2 separate regions of the Homo sapiens genome follow, and region 2 is linked to region 1. A link is a loop called in an ENCODE intact Hi-C map of the cell type or tissue named here. Cell type or tissue: OCI-LY7. All regions are shown on one strand. Each heading gives the region's core, and the rest is flanking DNA. Links, peaks and the distances in the headings are about the cores only.

Region 1 (4,386 bases), core at 202-4,201:
TTTCAGCCACATTGATGTAGAGGTTACAAACACAAACCCTGGAGTCTTTGCATCCTGGATCTGCCACCAGCTTGCTGTGTGACTTTGAACAATTTACTTAACCTCTTTGCACTTCCATTTCCATCTCTGCAAAATGGTGGTTCTTCATAGCACCCACATCAAAAGGTTTTTGTAGGGATGAAATCAGTTAACGAATACATGTGATGGGCTTCAAGCAGTGTCTGGCATGTAGTTGTCTAGGTTAAACAGAGCCTGAGTCTATGATTCTTTCCATGTGTCCTCTTGCTCTAAGAAGGTAACTGAGTGTAATAGAAATATTGAGAGTGAAGGGTGGGGACCTTTATATGTGTATTGCCACAGAAAGGTGGTTTTATGGGCTTATATAACTTGTGTCATCAAATGAGTGAGTTGCAAATTGGGAAATGTTTAGGCTATGCCTACATTTATTCTGAGCCTGAGTCCTAGTTTTCTGACTTCTGCTTCTACCTGTAATCTCTGGGGACTGTTGTTTGCTCAAAACAGCAAAAAATTTAAAGGTTGTTGTTCTCCTTTTCTGACTCTCTGTCTCTGTCGTTCTCCCTCTCTTCGCCTCTCCTGTCTCCTTGCTAACTCTTTGCTGTCCTTCTATTTTAAAAATTAATACCTGGTCTTGGAAAGAACAAAATCCCAAGCATATAATTAAGTCCCTGGGCACAGGTGTGCCTACAGCACCAGCCTTGGCCATCAGGGTGGGGTAGGGGCTGAACAGGAATCTGGGTGGGAGCGACCTTGGAGCAGGGAGCATGTTATCCACCAGCTCTTGAGCCCCACCACACACTGACAGACACACTGGGTTTATAGCCACACCTCAGCTGTGCTGTCTGGGAGCAGTTGAGCTTGGTGCGGATGATGTCCGTTTCTCTCTTTTACTAATCTTGGCCTTTAGGAAAGGAGTATCCCCGTAACAGAGGAGGGGAGAGAGGAAGGCAATGGAAGCTAACAGGTTACCATGGAAACCAGCTGAACACAAACTCTTAGCTTCAGCTAATACTTGACTTGCAAGAATACGTCCATAGCCACAACTTAAATGAAACACACACACACACACACCCCTTTAAAAGAAGGATAAATGTTGACTCATTCCTCTCTAATCACAGCAATTAGGTTCTAACGTTGGAGTCCAGATGAGAGGTGAGGATGACATGAATCTGTTCTGCTTTAAAGAAGCCCCTTGCAATTCACTCTTTTCTTGGAAACCCAGAGCATTGGTTCCAACATCCTGACCTTGCCCAGAAGTCATGTAGGGAGGATTATGAGTCCCCACAAGTCCCTTAATTCTTTGCTGTCATGAAGGCCATATAGACCTAAGTTAAGATGTCTGGTTTGAAAGAGTCTCCTGCCATTGGCCAATCCCACTACACTGGAGAAAAAAGGAAGTGTCAAAAATGGTTGGACATTTATTAAACATTTCCTGATCACCCACTATGTGCCAAGTGCCAGAAATTTAAAATGACAATAAAAATAAAAAATCTTGTCCCTGTCATCCAGAAGCTCATAGCCCAGGCAGTAGGAGGTATGATACAAATTATCTGTTACTAATAATAAGGGATCCACATTTGCAAATGGTTTTTATATATGCATGAATATTACATTCAAGGTGACCCCTATGATGTCATGCTTTCTTGAGCGGAGAAAGTGAGAACTGGGGCTCGAGAGAAAGAGAGAGAGAGAGAGAAAGAGCTGATCTAAGACCACGTTTCCTAACACTCCTAGGCCTCCATATTCACACATGCCCCAGCCACAAGGCTGGCAGCTTCTTTCCCACCCTGGGGTTACTGCCTTCCTAATTCACAGGCTACCTCCTTATAAAGGGGGTCCACCCCGCACTATGGAGCACTACCAGAAGCAACACAGTTGTTGTAAGATGCCCATTGGGAAGGGAGTTGGGGAGGGTGTCTTTCAGATGAGCCCACTGGCCGTGTGCTTGTCCTCCACACCCTCTTCCAGCAGTATCTCGTTTAAGCAACAAGCAGCCCTCTAAACCCTATTTGGAATGTGAGTTACCTGGCTTCAGGGAGATTACAGGTGTACAAGGTCACACAGCTGGCCTGGGAAAGAGCCTGGATGCCCCCGACGTAGATCTGTGGGTCTTCAGTGCTTTCCCCCACTAGTCCAGACAGGCAGATCTGAGCTGGAAACGTTGGCTTGCCAGGAGGTGTCGGCCTTGAGCCAATTAGCTCTCAGTCTGTGAGCCCTCTTTCCCACCTCCCAACAGTGAGCCTCAATTCCGTACATTCTTTTTCCACTTCAAGGTTGGATTTCCATCTCCTCTCCCCACGTTTGGAAACTGTCCCTAATCACCAGAGAATCTAATTATCACTCCTTCTAAGTGATTCTCGGTCTCTGTTATGCAAATGTGGCTATAATTGTGTCAGGCAGGTTTTGTTGTCAGTTCCTCTTTCCTTTTTCCGCCTCTCTCCCCATCTCCTTTCAAATGGGAGTTGCAGTCTCCCCTCTTTTTATTGTAAAGGCCTCTAAGGTCCCCGGCTCCCTGAACCACAAATCGCCTAGATTACCCACTCTGGATCCCAGGAGCCACAACAGGCCCGCCTCAGGGCAAACAGAAGGAAAAACAAACAGCATTTAGTGGAATTTATTTTATTTCTTTGGAGATGCAAATCAGAAGGTTCCCAATGAGCTCTGGGAAGGGAGCGTCTGTGTGGGGTGGGAGGAAGTTGGTTCTGTGAACAGCAGCAGAGTCAGGGAAAACAGGCCCCTGTGCAGCCGGAGGTGCTGAGGGCATTCAATGTGGGCCTAGGTGTGTGGGACAGGGGTGGGACGGGTGGGAAGCCCCACCAAGCCCTAAACCACTGCATTTGTTATTTTGTCTGGTTAAAAGTTTCCAGGCCCCTTCTGAGTGGAGGCTGTTAGGATACTCTGGCCTGTTTTCCTCGCAGCCTTGGCAGCAGAGTGGGTGCTTCCAGCGTTTCTCAGGGATCCCCCCACTTACTCCCTATCCCTAGGGAAAATTCAGGACTGCCTTCCTTAGCTGCTGTCTCCTCCTGATCCTTAGCAGGCAGAGCAGGAGGCAGGGAGGCTCTGGTTTGAAAAGCAAATCCTTCTGTTTGTTTATTCATTCTCTCACTCAACAAAACCTTAAGTGCCTACTACACTACAGGCAATATTCTAGGTACAGGGAATTAGACCTGAGCTTTCGATCTGGTGGATACAAAGTAAATAGATATAGCAGAGGAGGTGGCAAAGAATGTTAAGAAACCAGGTGCGGTGGCTCATGCCTGTAATCCCAGCATTTTGGGAGGTCAAGGTGGGCGGATCACCTGAGTTCAGGAATTCAAGACCAGCATGGCCAACATAGTGAAACCCCTTTTCTACTAAAAATACAAAAATTAGGGCTGAGCGCTGTGGCTCATGCCCGTAATCCCAGCACTTTGGGAGGCCGAGGCAGGCGGATCACAAGGTCAGGAGACCGAGACCATCCTGGCTGACACGGTGAAACCCCATCTCTACTAAAAATACAAAAAATTAGCTGGGCGTGGTGGCAGACACCTGTAGTCCCAGCTACTTGGGAGGCTGAGGCAGGAGAATAGTGGGAACCCAGGAGGCGGAGCTTGTAGTGAGCCGAGATCGCACCACTGCACTCCAGCCTGGGCGACAGAGCGAGACTCCATCTGAAAAAAAAAAGACAGAAACCAGGATGAAGGAGATACCAAGTGATGGGGATGGTGCAGTTTAGCAGGGCTCTCTGATAAAGGGACATTAGAGCAGATCTCAGTAAAATGTAAGGCTGGAGGTCTAGGCCTGACTCCACCTGGCAAGTTAAGGTTTCTAACCCAGATGTCCTCCTGCTTGTCTGGGACCATGGGGAAGTGTTGAAGAGCCACAGACCTGCTCTCTGGTAAAAGAGCTTCCCAGACAGTGGGTCCCCAAGAGCACAGGCCCAGCTGAAACTGCCCAGGTGTTCAGGAACAGCCAAGAGTTTTATGGCTGGAGTGAGGTGAATCAGGTTAGGGTGGGAGGAGAGATCAGAGCTCATGAGGGCCTTGGGAGTCATCTGTGGTCCTTGGATTTTGCTCTGAGGTCATTGGAGGGTTTTGAACAGAGGAGTGATATGACCTGACATTTTACAAGGACAATTCTAATTGCTATTTGGCAGACTGTGTGGGGCAAACCTGGAAACAGGGAACAAAGTTCAGGAGATTTGCAAACATAGTAGTCAGAGGGCCTAGGTGGTAGCAATGAAGGTGGTAAGAAGTCCTCCAAGCCAACAGGATTGGCTGCTGAATTGTATGTATGATATGAGAGAAAGAAAGGATTCAAGAATGATGCTCCAGGTTTAGCCTTAGCAATTCCAGCTGCCATTTACTAAGATGGGAAAGAATGGGGATG
Region 2 (4,386 bases), core at 199-4,198, 140 kb before region 1:
AGGGGAATTACAGTGAAGAAACAGTAATTCATGCAGAGCCAGCTGTGCGGGAGACCGGAGTTTTATTATTACTCAAATTAGTCTCCCCAAGCATTTGAGCATTCAGGGATCAGAGTTTTTAAAGATAATTCAGTGGGTAGGGGCTTGGGAAGTGGTCAGTGCTGACTGGTCAGGTTAGAGATGGAATCATAGGGGGTCGGAGTGAGGTTTTCTTGCTGTTTTCTGTTCCTGGGTGGGATGGCAGAACTGGTGAAGCCAGATTACTGGTCTTGGTGGTGTCAGCTGATCCATCGAGTGCAGGGTCTGCAAAATATCTCAAGCACTGATCTTAGGTTTTACAATAGTGATGTTATTCCCAGGAACAATTTGGGGAGGTTCAGACTCTTGGAGCCATAGGCGACATGACCCCTAAACTGTAATTTCTAATCTTGTAGCTAATTTGTTAGTCCTACAAAGGCAGACTGGTCCCTAGGCAAGAAGGGGCCCCTCTGGGCACCCAGCCTATTAGATGGTAACTATGCAGAGAGGAAAGGGCAGACTTAGTCCGGGTTCTGCCCCTCGTGCACTATGTGCCCTTGGCCAAAACACTTCCCTTCTCTGGGCCTGGTTTCCTCATCTGGGGTAACTATACCTGCCTTCTTGTGCCTCATGGGGTCAGAGGCTAAAATGAGGTCATTCTCTCTTTTCTGGACATTTATAATTTAATTACAACTAGTTCTTGACCCTGAGAGATTCTTAAATGTGTCTATAAAATTTAGAAGGTCTGAGTTTTACTAACCTGCATCATTTTTCTGGGATCCCAGGATTCCCAGACCAGAGGGTGGGGCAGGGCCCTGTGATATGTCTAACACACCCATGAGGCCTAGAGTGCACCCACCACTGGCTGCAAAGCACTGCAGCTTTATAGGTCCTAGAGCGAAAAATGGTTTACATTTATTGAAGGCTTTTAAAAGAATGTTCCAGGTTCTCCATATCTGTTGTTTCATTGAAGTGTCACCATCTCATTAATGGCTATTGTCCTCATTTTATTTACGTTATGTTTTTGTTTTTTTTGAGGCAGGATCTCACTCTTGTCACCCAGGCTAGGATGCAGTGGCACTGTTACAGCTCACTGCAACCTCGACCTCCCGGGCTCCTCAATTCTCCCACCTCAGCCTCCCAAGTAGCTGGGACCACAGGCATGTGCCACCGCACCTGGCTAAATGTTTGATTTTGTATGTAAACAAGGTCTTGCTATGTTGCCCAGGCTGGTCTTGAACTCCTGGCCTTAAGCGATCCTCCTCCCGCTTCAGCCTCCCAAGGTGCTGGAATTACAGGCGTGAGCCACTGCACCTGGCTTGGCCTCATTTTATACACGAGAAATTTGGGGCCTGGATAAAGTGTAATTATGTCTTCACACAACTGGCAAGTGGCAGAGCCAAGACTCAAACCAGGGTTTGGGGGGCTCCAAATCCCTCAGCCTCTGCTGCCTTGAGGCCTTGGCCAGATGGAGTTGTAGCAGGCGTGACCCTGCGGGTGCCTCAGATCAAGGACTCCCCAGGTTTGCCAGGTGGTGGCCTCAGAGAAGCCCAGGGAGCTGCTGGCCCCTCCTGAGAGGCTAGGGGCAGGACACAAGCTCTCTTGAGTCCTCCCAAAGCTGAAGGAAGAGACGAAGTGAAGGGCCCAGGGCTGCAGAGAGGCTGGACAAGGCAGAGCTCAAGTCAGCTCCTCCTTTAGGAGCCTCCTGAAGCCCCTGGGGAGCTGTCCCTGACTGTACTTCTGCAACAGGTAGCCTGGCCTCTTTTAGGGCACATACATATGTTACTACATTTATGTTATTGTCATCTGCAGGTCGTAAAATTCCACTAGGGGTTCTCCCTTATTCCCTTGAAAAGTCCTTGAGAGCAGAGACCCTATTATGTGTTGCCCTAGGTACCAGGTAGAGGCCTTTCAAAGATTAGTAGGTGATCAATGAATATTGTTGAGTGAGCTATTAATAATGATTATTTCTAAGACCATAAAAGGTGACTTCATATACATGATCTTATTTCCTCATTCATTCAAATCCGTGTACATTTGCTGGGCTTACGATAATATGCCTGGACTTTGCTAGATTCTGGGCATGCAATGACAAATTAGACACCCTGTCTGTGCCCAAGAAACTTATGTCAGGGTGGGGAGAGTGCAGGAAAAAGACTGAAAAAGACAAAACAAAACCAAAAATGAAAGCACAGAAAATTTGCAGTATGTGCAGCCAGCAGTCAACGGGTGCTGGTGAAACCGAGAGGAGGAGGCTCCAGCCCAGCCTGGATCAGGGGAGGCTCCCAGGGGAGAGGAAGAAGGGTTGGGCTTTGTGTGCCAGGAAGGAGGGGGTGAAGGGGAGGGGATGGGGGCTCTGGAGGCAGGGGAGCCTGTGGGAGATGGGACATGTTCAATAGCTCAGTCCAGCAGTGCAGAGGGGAGTTTTGAGAAATGAAACAGGAAGAGGGAAGAATGGAAACCACACCTTTTATTGGAACATAGAGTGCTTTGTATTTCTCAAAACACTTTCACATCTATTATCTCCAGTTAGCCTAAAAACAACAGCAGAAGCAGCAGCAACAACGATGCTGAGTGCTGACTGCGAGCCTGGCTTCCTCGGAGGGAGTTTACCGTGCGCTGCCTCCTTGGACCCTCATCACTGCCCTGCGAAGCAAGCACTTTCCTCACCCCCTCTGTCTGGAGGAGGGCACTGAGGCACCGAGAAAACTGGGCAGGGGAGGCCCGAGAAGGAGAGGGTGGCACCGTCATTCTCACTTTCCAGCTGAGGACACGGGTAAGTGGCATGCGTCCGCTCCTGTGACTTACAGGAGTCCCGGGACTCGCACTCGGGCCTCTGGACTCCTAGCCTGGTGTTTTCCCCTGGAAGTTTCTGAACCAAAAAAAAAAAATGTCTGAACCAAAGCACACAACGAGATTGTGAGTGGAAATCAGCTTCAGCTTCCCTGGTGTTTCTCCACGGTGATCCTCTGTGTCTGTCACTGAAGGGGCCAGGATGTCACCACCAACGGTAATGACCTGGGCTTTGAGTGGAGCATTTAACCTGTTCAGCCAGCTGTTGGAAGTGCAGAAACTAGTCCCTCCCAGTCACAAACTACCCCGGTTGCTCCACCATCTGCATCCAGCTTCATTACTTAATTCACTTTGCAAAGTTAATCCAGTGATCCAAGCTCCTAATAGTCCCCAGTTTGACTTCCGCAGCTTCCCTTTCTCTCCACACCCAGCCTATCCCGGGCTTCTGGGTCACCAAGAAGCAGGACCCTTTCTGTTGATTTCTTCTGGGAGGAGGCCATCTCAATAGCCCTTTACAACAACCCATGAGGTCTCCTGATTTCCGTGTTTTCTTGGAGTCCCCTGAGCTTTGGTTTGCAGCACAAGCTCATTCCCCTCTGTGCTCCCCTCTCACTGTGTGGAACCTTCTCTAATAGACTCACCTCTGGGGAGAGGACGTGCTCCTTTCTGGCCGCAGCTGCAGCCATTCCAATGTACATCAAAGCGCTCGTCTTTCTATCTCCACTTCTTAAATGGTTTTGCTTTTTCTCTATTTCTTCCTTCTCATGGGCAGCTCAGAGCTCATCTGTGACAGTGACCACCCTTCTGCCCCAGCCCTGGCCCCACGACCTTCCCTAACACTGCAAACAACTTCACTCTTGGCCTCCTGCTGGATATCTGGTCAGTGGCCTACATTCCTCCCACTCATGCCTCTTTCTTTTCTTTCTTTTCTCTCTCTTTTTTTTTTTTTTTGAGACAGGATCTTGCCCAGGCTGAAGCCCAAGTGGCAAGATCAAGGCTCGCTGAAGCCTCAACCTCCCAGGTTGAAGCCATCCACCCACCTCAGCCTCCAGAGTAGCTGGGACCACAGGTGTGCACCACGATACCTGGCTAATTTTGTCTTTTTAAAATTTTTTTGTTGACAAGGTCTCACTATGTTGCCCAGGCTGGTCTTGAACTCCTGGACTCAGGCAATCCTCTCACCTTGGCCTCCCAAAGTGCTGGGATTACAGTTGTGAGCCACCATACCTGGCCTGCATACCCTTTTCTATCTGGCTTTCTAGACTTTAAAATCTTTCTTGGTGGCTCCAGTTTGCCATATCTTATGGTCCTGAAATGACCCCTGTCACTGAGGCAGGGAGCAGAGGAGACTGGGAATTTGTGCTGATGGTAAATAGATATGGTTTGAATCCTGGCCACTGCCCACCAGCCATGTGACCAAGACTTAACCATATTTTTTCGGGGTGTTATGCAGAGATAATGAGATCAAAATTGTAAGGCATCTAGTACTGACATAATAAGCTCTCAACAAATGGTAGCTATTTAAGTGTTAATAACAAATCCTTTTCAGATGGTTTCTATAACAGTGAATTTGCA

The links. Hi-C counts contacts between places; a loop is a spot of excess contacts. Peaks named below come from ENCODE experiments on the same cell type or tissue, not always from the same donor. Only the 100,000 strongest peaks of a DNase experiment are listed, where the experiment ranks them.
Region 2: it touches region 1 in a loop (10-fold over the local background); 2 of 110 quality-filtered maps call a loop at or near these places.

Annotation. Positions count from the first base shown.
Region 1 is chr1:204,712,754-204,717,139 of GRCh38, forward strand. It overlaps LOC105371693 (a long non-coding RNA gene), which reads right to left and starts at 2,297. Exons shown (of 2, transcript XR_922454.3): 1 at 2,044-2,297. LOC105371695 (a long non-coding RNA gene) reads right to left here. Exons shown (of 5, transcript XR_922456.3): 5 at 3,637-3,668. RefSeq lists enhancers at 1-83, 2,033-2,670. In OCI-LY7, for the core only: CTCF peaks have their summits at 2,185 (motif pointing right) and 2,385; DNase peaks (open chromatin) are centred at 2,178, 2,418 and 2,768; H3K4me3 peaks cover 2,551 bases; H3K27ac peaks cover 2,405 bases.
Region 2 is chr1:204,576,720-204,581,105 of GRCh38, forward strand. LRRN2-AS1 (LRRN2 antisense RNA 1) reads left to right here. Exons shown (of 13, transcript XR_007066814.1): 3 at 1-3,690; 4 at 4,361-4,386. Among named protein-coding and RNA genes, the nearest start is that of LRRN2-AS1, 15 kb to the left of the region's middle. RefSeq lists an enhancer at 1,526-2,057. In OCI-LY7, for the core only: no CTCF peak of the experiment used is centred there; DNase peaks (open chromatin) are centred at 2,292 and 2,532; H3K4me3 peaks cover 1,938 bases; H3K27ac peaks cover 2,106 bases.